Regions from separate parts of the Homo sapiens genome. Here region 2 is linked to region 1. Evidence: chromatin contacts called from ENCODE Hi-C or POLR2A ChIA-PET data. All regions are on one chromosome and are shown on one strand. The core of a region is the stretch at or near the end of the contact, and the rest is flanking DNA. Distances in the headings are between cores, read along the strand shown.

Region 1 (7,238 bases), core at 2,190-4,689:
ATCACCTGAGCCTGGGAGGTCGAAGCTGCAGTGAGCTGCAATTGCACCACTGCACTCCCGCCTGGGCAACTGGAGTGAGGCCCGTCTCAAAAAGTGAGACCCTGTCTCAAAAAAAAAAGAATTCACTCTGCACAAACATCATGCACAACTGCAGGGAGATGAATTATAACCCTAGGTCACAGTCCCCTCTACTTTTGTCAACAGTAGAAAAGCAATTGGAAAAGCAAGGAAGGCTTCAACAGGAAGAGGGCAGCTTCAAAGGTGTGGTATGTGGCCTTCAAGACAAGGCTGTGGAGGGTGGGGACAAAGGTGGATACAAAGAACTAAGAAGGTGATCCTGAAAGGCAGCAGGCAGGTGTGATCAACACAGCCTGAAAACAAGCAGTGGGACACAGGGTGAGCATCTTGAATCTGCCCCGCAGTGCAACTGCGTGCACAGGGTTAAGGTGGGGACAGAGGACTGATCAATGTCCAGCAGTCTGGACTATAGCAAAATATGATGGTGGCTTGAACCTCCTTCAAAGCTGTGAGCCCTGACGCAAACAGCAACCCAAAGAAGAGTAAAGACTGGTCCCGCACAAGGAGACTAGTGGGGAGGGTTATTGCAGTGGAACGGGAGGCCTGCTGTGATGGGCAAAGCAGGGTGGACAAGGTGGGCAGGGGAGGGCCAGAGAAGGCAAGAGCTTCTTCCCCAGAGTTGAGTTTGGGAAGGGACTTTCACTTCCAACCCATTGATCTTATTGAGACAGGGTCTCACTCATGACTTAGTTCAGCCTTGAACTCCTGGGCTCAAGTGATTCTCTCCTACCTCAGCTTCCCCCTACTCCTCCCCACCCAGTAGCTAGGACCACAGGCATGCACCACCACACCCTGCTAATTTTTTGTGGGTTTTTTTGTAGAGACAAGAATTTTACCATGTTGCCTAGGATGTTCTCAAACTCCCGGGCTCAAAGTGATCCACCCACCCTGGCCTCCCAAAGTGCTAGGATTACAGACGTGAGCCACAGCTCCCGGCCCCACTGATCTTTCTGACAGGGTGCTATTTAGGTCTGAAATGCAGGGAAGGGTTCAGGGATCTGGGCCCAGAGGGCAGAATGTCACTTCACTGAGAGCTGGAATACATGTAACAAGAAAAGTTCAGTTAAGGGGTTCAGTTAAGGTTAACCAACTCAGACACCAGCGGAGGACCAGCAGCGAGTCTCCAACACAGGAAGGAGACCACAGCTCTGGACTGGTGCATGGAGGGGCGGGGCGCAGGAAGGGGGTCCTCCTCTAGACATCCAGAAACTTCAGGGGTAACAAATGGTGTTAACCTCCATTCCCAGGTTGCCAGCAGCCTCCTCCGCAGGGGGAAATGAGATGATGCACCCACCCACTCAGAACACCTGCCCCAAGTTCAAAGTACACTTGGAAAACATGGCCTTTTTATGTAGATTTAATTACAGTCCTCCATTCCCTGTGTCATAAACGTTGCAACTCAGTGAACTGTCTTATCTTTTTCATTCTTCAAAACACACGGTTATTCAACATGTTGTAGCAATCCCAGCAGAAGATTTATCCAGCAGATGCCAATCTACAGAATTTGATTTCTGGTTTACGCAGCCCTTTCAACACTTATGTAGCTAACAAAATAGTCCCTGAAGGCCTCAGAATGATGAATATATAAAACAGGACCCGCTCCCACAGTCATTGTCACTGCTTTGAACACAGCTGGAATGCCTGGCTTCCCTGTCACCCTTGCCCCATCAGCATTCCATTTTCTTTCTTGCAGTGACCCTGGCCAGGTCACTGTGAACATCTTCTCAGAGATTGGGAAGGGGAAGTTCCTATGGCTCAGGGTCCAGAAGTTGCTGCAACTCTCCCTCCTCCCATGGGGCCTCTCCTGGGCTAAGGGACGAGTACCATGCAGGGAGTCAACACAGGGGCCCTACAGAAAGGGCTATGAAGTGGGCACTGCTGGCTCAGCAGACTGTGTGACATGTCCAGACACTTCTGCTTCATGACCTGGCATAACCTTCCTGGACTTGGGCATTCTCTCCGGGGACAAGTTCCCAGGCCTATCAGAGCAGCTGGTTGCTTGTTTGTTCACCTGTCAGCAAATCGAGCTAATGTAGGCAAGGCTCCCAAGGGGGTGGACTGGGAACCACAGCCATTCTGCAGGACACCCAGGGCAGTAGTGACAGACCCACCTACACACATAGGAGGCACAGGGCATGAAGAGGTTGGCCAGCCCACATGTGAATCCTTGGTTCCATATCTTACTGGTGGAGCAACTTCAGGCAGGTTACTTAACCTCTCTGAGCCTCTACTCTCTCCCCTATGACAGAGGTCCAGTACCTCACACCTCGGGATAAAAGTGCACAGACTATCAATCTTTAAGATGCATCTTGCACAGTGGCTGTAAACTCAACACATGCTAGTGGGGTCTTCAAACATCCACCTTATTCACACAACTGATACATCCTGAACTCATGAGTTTTTGTAATGGTCTGAAAGGAAAAAAACCTTTTTCCAATCCTAATACCATGCTTACTCCCTCTTTCTCAGAGTGCTAATTCTAGATGTCATGATCCACAAAACTCCTTCTGTACCAATTCTCTCAATCCCTCCAGCAGATACAGACAGTCTCTCCTAGTAGTCAGATCAGGCCTGGTGGGAGGATCTAACCTTTTATGGGGTGCAGTAAACACTGACAGCCTAAAGCAAACGTTGAGAGGGGTAAAAGGGAGAAAGTAAGGCCAACAGGAGTAGGGTAGAATGACAGATGTCAGCCAAAGCTGCAGGGGAAGGACATGTGGTATACAGTGGTAATGAGACATCATTCAAATGCTTCGCTTCGCACACAGGGCTGTCAAGCCTCAAACTGCTGTTCCTGCCTCTCACTCCTGCTACGTACCAGGTGTGAGCACACACTGCTGTTCCAAGCCCTCCGATTTTGTCTGGAAATGCCACCCAGCACATGCCCGCACCCCCTTTGCAATCTGCCTAACTCCTGCTCATCCCTCCAGCTCCAGCTCAGTCATTACCTCCTGTCATCTGCCTCCTCCAACTCCCTACCCCAGGCAATTGTGGCTCCCTCATGGGTGTCCCCACAGTACTCTGCACTCCAGATCATGCCACTTACGCAACTGCACTGTCATGGGTTATGTCAGTTATCTGTCTACTGCCTTACTCATCTTTGCAATGCCAGGTACTAGAGATACAACAGACACTCAATGTTTGCTGAATAAATTAATGTATCAGATGGTACTTAGTACCATAAGTCACCTACTGCTACAGTGGACCGTGATCAGCTTAGTACAAAGCATGATTCAAAGAGAAAAGGGTTCAAGTACTGGATGTGCCACTGGCTAGCTGCATGTGCTTGGGGAAGGCACTTCCTCTCTGAGTCTTAGTTTTGTCATGTTAATATGTAACAAAAGAGGGGTGAATAATACCATCTACCCCACAAGACTGTGGTTGACTCAAGGTCACTCGAGAAAGCAGATGTGAAGATTCTAGTAACTATAAGTCCTTTCTTCGAGTTGAAATACTTTCCCAAGCCCCTAAAAACATTCTCTCTGCAGAGAATGAAGACAAGGCACATGTATACCTGCCTTCTGAGCCTCATCTCTGTCAACATGTTCGCAAAAGTAAAAAAAAAAAAAAAAAAACCCTGGGGCCGCCTATGAGGGCCATATTTAACACATATCCTTAATTCTCAGGCTCTGAATACTTGTCCCAGTTGACATCTGCAGCTGCCAAGAGTGACATTTGACTCTGGAAGTGTGTTCCAATAAACTTGCCTATTAAAGCTTTCCAGCTCCCACTGGATAAGCCTAAGACTGAAGACTTAGGAAGGTGAACAATTAAATCACCTCCTGGAAAACTAACCATAAGCAATTTAATATAATCGTGTATCACAACTCCTAGTTCACTTACTGAAATCATTCAAAATCTCTTTTCCTAATAAATAACCCTCCGGCCAATTGCAAGATAAAAACACACAGGAATGTCAACTAAATTTTTAAACTAAGAACCAAGGGTAGTGTGGTTAAAAAGAGGGAGGAAGATTTTTGTTTTAAAGCTAAATGCCTCTGAAGCTCATTACAAGTTACTTGTGGGGTGGGGGTGGGGGGAGGAAATTTTAATGACAAAAAAAAAAAAAATCACCTAATACCCAAAATACCAGGAGCTGGGGATACAACAGGCACGTAATGTTTGCTGAATAAATTAATGTATCAGACGGTACTTAGTACCATAATTTGGCTACTGCTTCAATGGGCCCCACTCAGCTTACTAGATATCAGAATTCAAAGAGAAGATTCAAGCACTGGCTAGGCCACTGATTAGCTGTGTGAGCTTGGGAAGATACTTTCATTTCCGGGCCTTAGTTTTATCATCTGAATGCAGACATATGTATCTTATAATATGTAATAAATGTTTTTTATATATACAGATATAGAAAAGATAAAACCTTCTACACTGGAAGACACACATCATTTTAACATGGGGAAATTCTTTATGGTTTATATATATTTTCATACCTATTTTCACATTTTATTCTCACAACACTCAGATGCTATAGACAGCACAGATTCCCAACCGCTGGACCAGAGATGATCAAAAACCACAGGTTAGTCAATCTGCACCAGGGCGTAAAAAGGCCAAGCAGAGAATAGATTGTGTATTTTGATTTCTCTACTCTGCAACTATTCCCAAGGTTTCACATTGGCCAGGACAAGGAAACAGGGTTCCAACTCTCCAGAGGGCCAGGCTGGCTCTGTGACGATGCACACCCCACGTCCCCACCCCACATCCACCTGTGCTCCTCGAATATTCATGTTCCCCATCACAGGTAGCCCCAGCTTCTACACACTAGTCAGACACAGCGACTTCCAGCAGCTCACGCACAGCAAGATTCAAGTAGCACATATTCTACTGCTCTGCACATATTCAGACACCAACAGAAACCCGGGAATGTCCAACTCAGCTGGCTGAGATGTTATGTGGGTCTCAGTCAGCCCAGACAGAAGGAGCTTGCAAGAAAAAAAAAAAAAAAAAAGAAAAGAAAAAACTGGGAAGTGACCGAATATATATGTAAAAACAGTTTTACTTCCTACCACGATGGATTCTGGGCCCATTGAAATGTGTTAAAAAAACTGTGTGAGCTGTCCTGAAACAAAATGTAAGGAAGTAGAATCTGTTGCTATATATAAGCACCTTATTTGGGGACATCTTTGCTGCAAAATAAATGGAGATTCAGACAAGAACTAGGAATAGGTGTTTGTGGAATGAATTAAGAAAGCCTAATACATTATATAACTCCCCTTCACATACACAAGAGCTACCTGGACCTGTCAATCACAATCTATGTCATTCTAAAGGTAAAGTCTTTTTCATTTATTTTATAAGCATCCATCTTTCCAGGGTAGGATAGTTTAAAACGAAGGTGGGTGGGAGAAACATAGGCTGGCTAACCATCTGCACTCCTTACAATTTAAGGCTGAAAATGTAGCAATGGTAATTTTCCCCCAGTGAGCTACTTTACAGAATATGTCCCTCTCTTTTCAGTGTCATGTGTACAAAGTATCTAGAAAATTATTTATTATACCTTCGTATGGGAATTTATTTAATTATTCAAACCCAGTTAAATTCTTCTCAGTTATGTTCTCCTACAGTAGGGTTCTGTACGAGTTGGGGATTGGCAGGAAAAACAGAAGTATAAAGGAAAGATTTAGAGGACCAGAATAAAGCATGGAAGGTAGTATTCATGGACTAGAAAAGATATGGTGAAGTAAGATAGGAGTTAAGTGGGAAGAGTGGGGGAGCTGCTTCAGCGTAAAGGACTGAACAAAATCAGAACAAACATAGGAAAAGTCAAATACAGATTTTTTTCTAATCTGAAGAGATCCAAAAGACACACTCACTTTATTTATTTATTTATTTATTTATTTATTTATTTATTTATTTATTTTTAAAAAAGGAAGCCTAGTTAGCAATGTACAGTCTAACTCTAGAAGACAGGGCTGGGGGCTGCGGAAGTGGGACCCAGTTCCCTACTACACTGGTCAGGCTGGCAATGGCGCCTTATGCTACATGTTGGTTCTCTGCAGTATGTGACTAATCAGGTCCTACAGCAAAACCAGGGAAATCGGTTTACTTCCCCATGGGACACCCAAGAATCATCTGAATGAGGTTAACTAATATCCAAGGAGCAGACATAATTTGTTCTCCATCCCCCACCTAGTGTGGCAACACCAAATACCACACATACGTCCAGCAGCAGGAAGTAACACACAGGCAGGAGTGGTTTCCAACTCCCAGACAGTCTTTTTGTGTGAGATCACACAGACGTTCTCAGCCTGCCACTGTGCTCTGAGGTGCCTGGTGAAGCCACTCCAGATCCCACTGCTCCAATGCTTCCTATGCGCTCAGAAAGTCTCAACAGGCATTCTGCCTCACAATCTGAACCCCAAAATGAGAGGAGATAGGAATGGCACCTAAAGTTTCTCAGACTTCCCAAAGAGCATGGACTTCTGACTACACAGATCTAGTTGAAAGAACTGGTGAACATTCAGCATCCAAGAATCTAAAACTGTTAACTGTTAAGAAAGAAATTTTGAAAGATGAGGTCTTTATATTCTAGCAACAAAATACAGCTGCTCCCATGAGTGGACATTCCAAAAGCCCTTGAGTGTCTATCCAGAGCCTTACACTTAGGGTAAGTTAAGAGTTCTAGGGAAGATAACTCACTTGTCTCCAGTTGTGAAATACTCAAGAAGGGAGATAGAATTACAGCACAGAGATAAGAATGAAAAAGATGCAGGATAGCAATAGTACCTAAACCTGGTAATACTAGGGGCCCGAAACAAATACTTTTCATTATTTTCATGGGTCATAAAGCATCAAAGGATGGAAAGAGGAACACTCTATGAAATACATTCTGGGTAAGGATGATGTTTAGTGAGGGAAGCACTGAGGTGAAGAAGAACTTAACTCTGAGGTTTAAAATTCCTTTCTGGATAAAGATCCTTTCCGGAAAAAAAAAAAAAGATCCTTTCTGCAAACACCTGGTTGGAGCGGGGGTGGGTGAGAGAGAACCCACTAGATTTAGCAGAAAGACATTAATACTTGGCCTACTTTTTAAAAAATAAATATTTGACATATTTGACATGGTGTTTTTGGAATTTTTTTTAAATGAAAACAAAAAAAAAAATATCAAATATGCCTGACAAGTGAAGGGTAGGAAATGCAAT
Region 2 (7,238 bases), core at 1,371-3,870, 54 kb before region 1:
GGAGTGTGTATAAGGCACAACTTCATATTCTCCTGCCCCTCACCTCCATTCATTTAATTGAGAACATATATCTTGGTTTAGTCCTAACTCACATTTTTTTACTTGGTATTTTGTTATTTTAGTTCATGAAAAAATTATAAGCATATGTGTGTGTGTGTGTGTGTGTGTGTATACACACGCGCACACACACACACACACACACACACAATCCAAAATCTAGCAAGTAGCTTTACTTCATTCTGGGTTTAGGAAGTGATCTGATTACAGTCTGCTTTAAAATAGAAATCTAAAGGCTGGGCGCAGTGGCTCACGCCTGTAATCCCAGCACTTTGGGAGGCCGAGGCAGGTGGATCACGAGGTCAGGAGATTGAGACCATCCTGGCTAACATGGTGAAACCCCGTCTCTACTAAAAATACAAAAAAAAAAAATTAGCCAGGAGTCGTGGTGGGCGCTTGTAGTCCCAGCTACTTGGGAGGCTGAGGCAGGAGAATGGCGTGAGCCTGGGAGACAGAGTTTGCAGTGAGCCGAGATCGCGCCACTGCACTCCAGCCTGGGCAACAAAGCAAGACTCTGTCTCAAAAAAAAAAAAAAAAAGAAAGAAATCTAAACATCCCCCCAGCACCAAATAACAGAAATCCATCTCTGGTTCCATCCTCTCAAAGCACTTTCCCACATCCCAAGTCTCCTTCTCCACCCCTTATTTAAAACCTTTCAGCAGGTCCTAACAAGTTTCTTTTAATCTGCCCCAATTAGGGTTTGATTAAAGCAGCACTAGTCAAACAGGCGTCTCCTCCTAGCTGTGGAGCTGGAGGATGGCTCAGAGGATGTTGTGACACAAGGGTGGGGAGACAAAAATAAAAAATCAACTCTGGGGCATTACTGGCCTGTACCACGGTCCCCTCTAACTACAACAAAGGTGCAGAAACACACTGTGAGAACCAACTGGCATCCCAAGCAAAGCATCAAAGTCCAGAGGTGGTCGGCTTGGGACAGGTGAGACTGCGAGCAGTGCAGAGGGAAACTGAACCACAGCTAAGCACCGGCTTGCACGACCACTGCCTGTGTGACACCAGGCAAGCCACTCACTGTGACACACAATGTCTTCACCTGCCAGAAGTTGACAATGCTTACATTAGCTCTTGCAGGGGCACCTGCGTGTTGTTTAAAATAGCCACCTTTTGAGGGCAGATCCTGTTAAAAACCTGCTAAATTCACAGATGGGGTTGCACCTGTCAGAGTGGAGTGAGTGGCTAGAAAGAAAATGGCTCTGCTCATCAATGACAGTCATTGGGTGCCTGGTAGGCAGTGGTAGAAGAGTTGAATGAGAAGCTAAGAAAGGTGGCAAGCTGATAGGGGATAGGGCACCACAAACAACAGAGAAGCCGTATTTTTTTCCTTTTTTTTTTTGAGACAGTCTTGCTCTGTTGCAGTGGTGTGCAGCGGTGTGATCTCAGCTCACTGCAATTTCTGCCTCCTGCGTTCAAGTGATTCTCGTGCTTCAGCTTCCCGAGTAGCTAGGATTACAGGCATGTGCCACCACACCTAGCTAATTTTTGTTTAGTAGAGATGGGGTTTCACCCTCTTGCCCAGGCTGGTCTCAAACTCCTGGCCTCAAGCAGTCCTCCTGCCCTGGCCTCTCAAAGTGCTGGGATTATAGGCATGAGCCACCACACCCTGACAAAAGCCAATCATCTATCTTTGGTGGGTAGCCTAGGTCTTTGAAAAACAGGGATAGACACACACATACATCCATTCACTGCGTGTGGACAACATGGAACTGTTTGTGTTGTTATAATGTAAACTTTCCTCATCTTCCACCCATCTCCCTCAAAAAAGTTTACTTTAAAAGGGTTTGTTTGAGCAAGGAAGGGGCTGGGTCACCAGCCTAAGGAAGGCAATGGGGCAGAGGCCAGGTAAACTGGATGGAATCAGGGGAACATAGCGCCAGGTTGTCCTAAGAACCAAAGGCTCCCAGAAACCCTGGCCCGGGCTTCCCACTTGACAAGAACTGCAAGTCCACTAACCTGAACCAGTATCTGAGCCCAGGTGAGGCCTGGGGTCTGCCCCACATACACCCCAGGATCATGAGGCTTCGTGACAGCAGGCCCAGTGACATCTACACCACACATGCACAGCATGGCCCTTCCTGAGCCACTTGGGCCACACAGCCAGGATTCGGTCGCTGCTCTGGGCCAAGCATCACACAGAAGGCGAGAGCCTTTTTGTCTGTCTTTATTTACAGCAAAGTACATAATATGTGGTCACTTTGTAACCACTAACAATAAAGGTAGGGTGGTAAAAAGAAAAGGGAGAGGAGCAAGCATCTTAAAAGGGGGGAAAAAAAAGCCTAAGTCTGTATTTAGCTACTCACCCTGCTCCTGAGGCAGGACTGGGTAGGCACTCCCTGCCTCTAAGACCACAGCCAAGCTGACCTGGAATGCCAGTCCCCGGTATGAGGAAGGCAGCAGAACGCCCAGAGACAAAAGATTAAAGGGGACTGAGCTCTGGATGCATCCACTTATGCTTTGCCAGACAGTTCCCTTCCTTGTTTTGTTTGAATGCTTCCCCCACCCCGCCCTGAGCAAAGTGTAAAGGGCAACGGTGGTACAGAAGTACAGGCAGTCCCTTCCAGAAGCAGTCCTGAACCGCATAACCCACCTACCTAGCTGCTCCTCAGCCTGCCGAGTTCTTGGCCCTGGAATCTTTAACAGGCACATAGGAGATTCCAGGGCAGGGGAAAATATTTCCCTGCAAGAGGCTACTTCCCTCCAACAGCTGTGAGGGCCAGTGCAGGTCAAGGTTGCTAAATCAAGGAAAGTGCACAAGGGCAAGAGAGGTCATATACAAACCAACCAGGCTTCCGGCCCTCCTGCTGCCCGACTGCTCCGAGGTGTACACAAGCCTCCAGCCCGACCCAGCGGCCTAATGAAACTCTGGCAACCTATCCTGGGCGTGGCCACAAGTATCCAGCTCCAAGCCCAAGTGAGGCGGGGAGTCAACTTCCCCATGATTGCCAAGTGGCCAAGACCAGAAGCAGGGATGATTAGGCTAGTTCTGCGGCAAGGTGAACTGGAGACCCTGTCTCTGCCCTCCTTCCCTGGCCTGTCCCACAGACATCCCGTTGTTTAACCCACTGCCTTTGCAAGGACCTGCTCTGTCCACTCCAAATCAAAGGATACTTGCATCCTTCTTACACAGACTCCCATCTCTCTGCTCATAGTGGTCCCAGGCTGCCCGAGAAAAAGAAACTTGGGTCAGTAGAAGGCTCATTAGTGTGAAGGAGTGAGAGGCCAGGCCTTCCTGTGACATAATGCTTCTATGCTTGTTTCCTAAACACTTGGTCCACACACAATACCTGGGCAGGAAGAGAGAACCAAGCACCACTGGATGGCTCTGGAGCCAGGGGACTTCTATGCACATACAACCAACATCACCCCACTCTGCTCATCTGTGCCTCCACCCTGAACAGCAGAGTACCTAGATGGCAAATGTCATGGTTTCTGGTCCACTAATTCTACTCCTGACTCTCCATGGAATCAGAGACCCAGAGGCTCTTAAAAAACTAAGACCATTGTTTGTTCCATAGAAAGCTCAAGTTCAGATACAGAGTTGGCCAAATGCTGGGCTGCCACGGAGGGGTAGAGCCTTCCATCCCTTCCTTGTTCCAGAAACAGTGTGTCACAGACCCCAGCAGACACTGTTCATTGTCCCCAGCCAAGCCACCAAGAATTGGTGATCATTTGACAAGGGGCAGGGCAGCCCTTATAGCTGTTTCCAAGCTAGGAGTGGGCTATTCAGAGATATTGGAGGCTTGGTCCCAACACCACAGGTAGATGAGGAAGCAGCTAGGTAAAGGCTCAGAGATGAGAGGAGTCCATCTTCCAAGGCAGTGGGATAAACAGCCAAGGCACTAAATGGTTTGGCACCTGGGAGCTTCAAGTAAAGTTGAGCATGCTGCCCACTGAAAAGCCAAGGCTCTCCCAGACACGGGTGGGCTTCACCTGAGCACAGCCCAGTGCCATCAAGGCCAGGGGCCCTGTGTCCTCAGGATACTAACCCAGGCCTGCATTCCCTGCTTCATCTCAGAACTGATCAAGGCATGACTACAAGGATAATGATTGATCCTGAACTGATCTTGGTGAGCACCGGCTTTCAAAGGAGGCATCTTGGGAGCCTTCCCTTGCTCCAAGTAGGCGGCTGCTGTGACTGGGAGCTCCCTTCAGAGCCTGCACGGTCTCCTGAAAGTCTCCGGGTGGCAAGCTCTGCTGGGGACCAGGTTTGACTTTTTAAAATAGCAAAACAGATTTAGAGTCAAACTGAGCCCAGAAACGGGGAATCAGACTGGATGGTGCTGAGTCTGGGGGAAAATCTGGTGTGACCAGGTAATAATGGAGACCAATTTACCTGAATGGCTCGAACAGGCTCTGAGAGCAATGGGAAGAAAAGGTTCTCCAAAATGTTTCTGGCAATGGCAGCCACAGTGGGATAGCTAAGGGCACAGTCCACCAAGCACTAGGGTGGTCAACAATGAAATGAACATCTCTGGCTCTTCTGCAGTCAGAAACTGAGGCTCGGGACTCTATAATCAGAACTCCTTCAGGCTCACTTGGGCTCCCCTCCACCCAGAATGTCAGGAATCTGTACTTCCAGAGAAAACACTACCACCAAGCAGCAGCTCTCAGGAAAGCTAGAAATCTCCACCCCAAATATTTCAACCTCAGGCTCCAACTTAGGTACCTATGATTTAAATACTCTCCTTTTAAATACTTTGTAAAAACTGCTTTTCCGAGCCCCTTTTATGCTCTGCAGTTGCCATATCCACTAGGTGGTATTGCAAATAAGTAAAGCATCCTGGCCATGACGCTGCTAGTGAGAATCCCTGACCAAAGTTACTCTCCTCACCTCACTGCAAACCTCCAGGAAGCGGAAACTACTACCCCTCCACAGACAGAGCTCCCCTGCCACTCCATGAGGCGCTGCTGCCGGCATCAGTTACCGAAGCCCTCACCCACACCCAGCCTGCAATGGTCCACTCTATATTCCACAATACAGGAAAAAGCCCAAGGAGTCAGATCAGTTACGCCCCTGGGATGCAGAAAGAACCAGTGATTCTTCAGATATGACAGCAGGCAAAGTTCTGCCCTCTCCTTCCCATCTTCTATCAGGAAGCGATCCCATAAAATCTCTTCCAGGGAAGGAAAGAGGCAGCTCTGGCTTCTTGGAGAGACAGAGAAGCAGGAGGGTGAGGAAGGAGTCACCAAGCTATCCAAGCAGCCAGAGGCGAGAAGGTGGGAGCAGGGCAGGAAGAAAATGCAGAAGACTTGTTCTCCTCAGTGGGCCTCTTCCCTGAGTTTGATTTTTGAGTTGAGATTTTACCTAATTTCAACTCAAAAAAAAAAAAGAAAAGAAAAAAAAAAAAGACAAGAGTATCTCTCATTGACATATCACTAAGCTCCAGCTCCAAGAGTGGCATGTGACAGAGGAGGCAATCAAGGTTTTCCAACCCCATTCCCATCAAGTTCCACGGGGCACTCAAAAGCAACTGGACCTTAGCCACCCTCCCTGTCTCTCACAGATGCCCGAGCCTCCCCACCCTGGGACACAACAGGCAATTTCCCCTTGGTGAAATTCCAGCTCCAGTCCTAAAACACTCAAGTACAGACCCTCCTGCAAAATACTTATGGCAAACAGCTTTACAGTATTTGTACATTTACACAAAAATAGATCCTTTTTTATATATATATGTATTTATAACTGGTTACACGTTGGATTCATAATTAGGCATCACCAGTAGTAGTTGGCACAGTTTTGTTATTTAAGCTCAGGGTCAAGTTCTGTTTCATTTTGTCGTTCCAAAGTACAAAAAGAAAAAAAAAATCAAAGGCATTTCATCTCCATGGTGTTTTCTTAAATACAGTAATGTCATAGGAAACAGTATGTACAGATGAGCAGTGCCTCCTGACCCCTCCTCTGTCTCTTGGAGATAGGGGCTGGGGTCCGATGGAGACGGGTCAATGCGGCCTGCTGCTGGACTCCGATGCCTGCCTCTTGCGTGAAGGGGTGTAGCCGTTGAGACAGCCATTGGTCTGCCGTTTGGAGGGCCCTCCATTCAGGATGTCCTGGATGTGCTGCACGATGAGGTTGATGGCCACTGTGGGGCAGAGACCAGCAGAGCGTTACGGGTGCAGGCATGGGTGCAGGGGTGAGTGTGGGAGTCTGTCTGGGGGAAGGGCATGCAGGAACCACAGTAGAAAGACTTCCAGGGAAGTGGCTCTGCCACTTGCAGGCAAGTCATCCAACTTCCCAGTGGCTCTGCCTGAGCTAATATGATCCTCCTCCTTCACAGGAGGGCTCTAAGGAGTAAGATAGACAATGCCTACCACAGAGTAAGCCCTTAATGAATGGGCTTCTTATCAGGAGATGATCAGTCACCACTGGATGAAGCACTCGGGCCAAAGTCTGCAGACGTGGTAACCAGCCATGGTTCTGACACGTCAATTAGCTATGAGACCTTTCCACCAGGGAACCTTCCAGTTTTCCATCCTAAGACAGAGCATCCCTATGGAAGGCCCTCTTTCCCTCCAAAAAATATAATGCAGAGAGCTATCTTTTATTAGCATTAGAAATAAATTATATACCTCAACCAAGAGGTCAATTTAACATCACCAAAAATGGAATACACATCAAATGCTTTCTGATGTGATACACAAAGAGGACCACGCCACATCTCTCCTGGGATAATTCCTTCAGACTGTATAAGCTCATGAAACCAATCATAAGAAAATAAAAGACAAACCCAAATTGAGGACCATTCTACCAAACAATGGGCCTGTACGCCTCAAAAATGTCTTAAAAAACAAAAGATAGGGAACATCTCCAGGTTAAAAGAGGTCATATCAATGGTAAATGTCTTGAATTTAATGACTGCATTCTGCTGATGAATAAGAATGCCTTTGTTCTTAAAAAATACAGGGTTAAATATTTATTGCTATAACTTACTCCCAAACAGCTCAAGAAATAATCTTTTTAAATGGAGGGAAAATTAAATAAATTCTAAAGAGAATGAAGAAACCAGGTCCTATTTTACAGATCAACTCTGCCACACTACGCCTAGTCCAGAGACATTCATACTTCCTAGACAGGCCAAAAAAATAAATAAAACAATGGGGCCAGGTGCTATGGCTCACGCCTGTAATCCTAACACTTTGGGAGGCTGAGATGGAAGGGTCGCTTGAGG

Evidence for each region. Hi-C counts contacts between places; a loop is a spot of excess contacts on that map. ChIA-PET counts read pairs that join two places held with the same protein, here RNA polymerase II (POLR2A). Pooled maps may share reads with other maps.
Region 2: POLR2A ChIA-PET joins it to region 1 with 11 read pairs in activated CD8-positive, alpha-beta memory T cell. The contact joins two enhancer-like sites. A Hi-C loop is called at or near these places in 2 of 50 pooled maps. POLR2A ChIA-PET finds 5 or more read pairs at or near these places in 5 of 52 experiments (A549, AG04450, MCF 10A and 2 more).

Annotation. Positions count from the first base shown.
Region 1 is chr1:165,853,317-165,860,554 of GRCh38, reverse strand. All of the region lies in intron 1 of UCK2 (uridine-cytidine kinase 2), which reads right to left. Among named protein-coding and RNA genes, the nearest start is that of UCK2, 29 kb to the right of the region's middle. RefSeq lists a silencer at 3,249-3,543. Within about 2 kb of position 3,439, at least 5 of the 41 ENCODE cell types and tissues checked have a DNase peak (open chromatin) inside an H3K27ac peak, as active enhancers do.
Region 2 is chr1:165,906,598-165,913,835 of GRCh38, reverse strand. It overlaps UCK2 (uridine-cytidine kinase 2), which reads right to left. Exons shown (of 7, transcript NM_012474.5): 7 at 2,218-6,152. The coding sequence ends at 6,013. MIR3658 (microRNA 3658) reads right to left here and starts at 5,915; the gene lies at 5,860-5,915. RefSeq lists a silencer at 1,630-1,924. Within about 2 kb of position 2,620, at least 3 of the 41 ENCODE cell types and tissues checked have a DNase peak (open chromatin) inside an H3K27ac peak, as active enhancers do.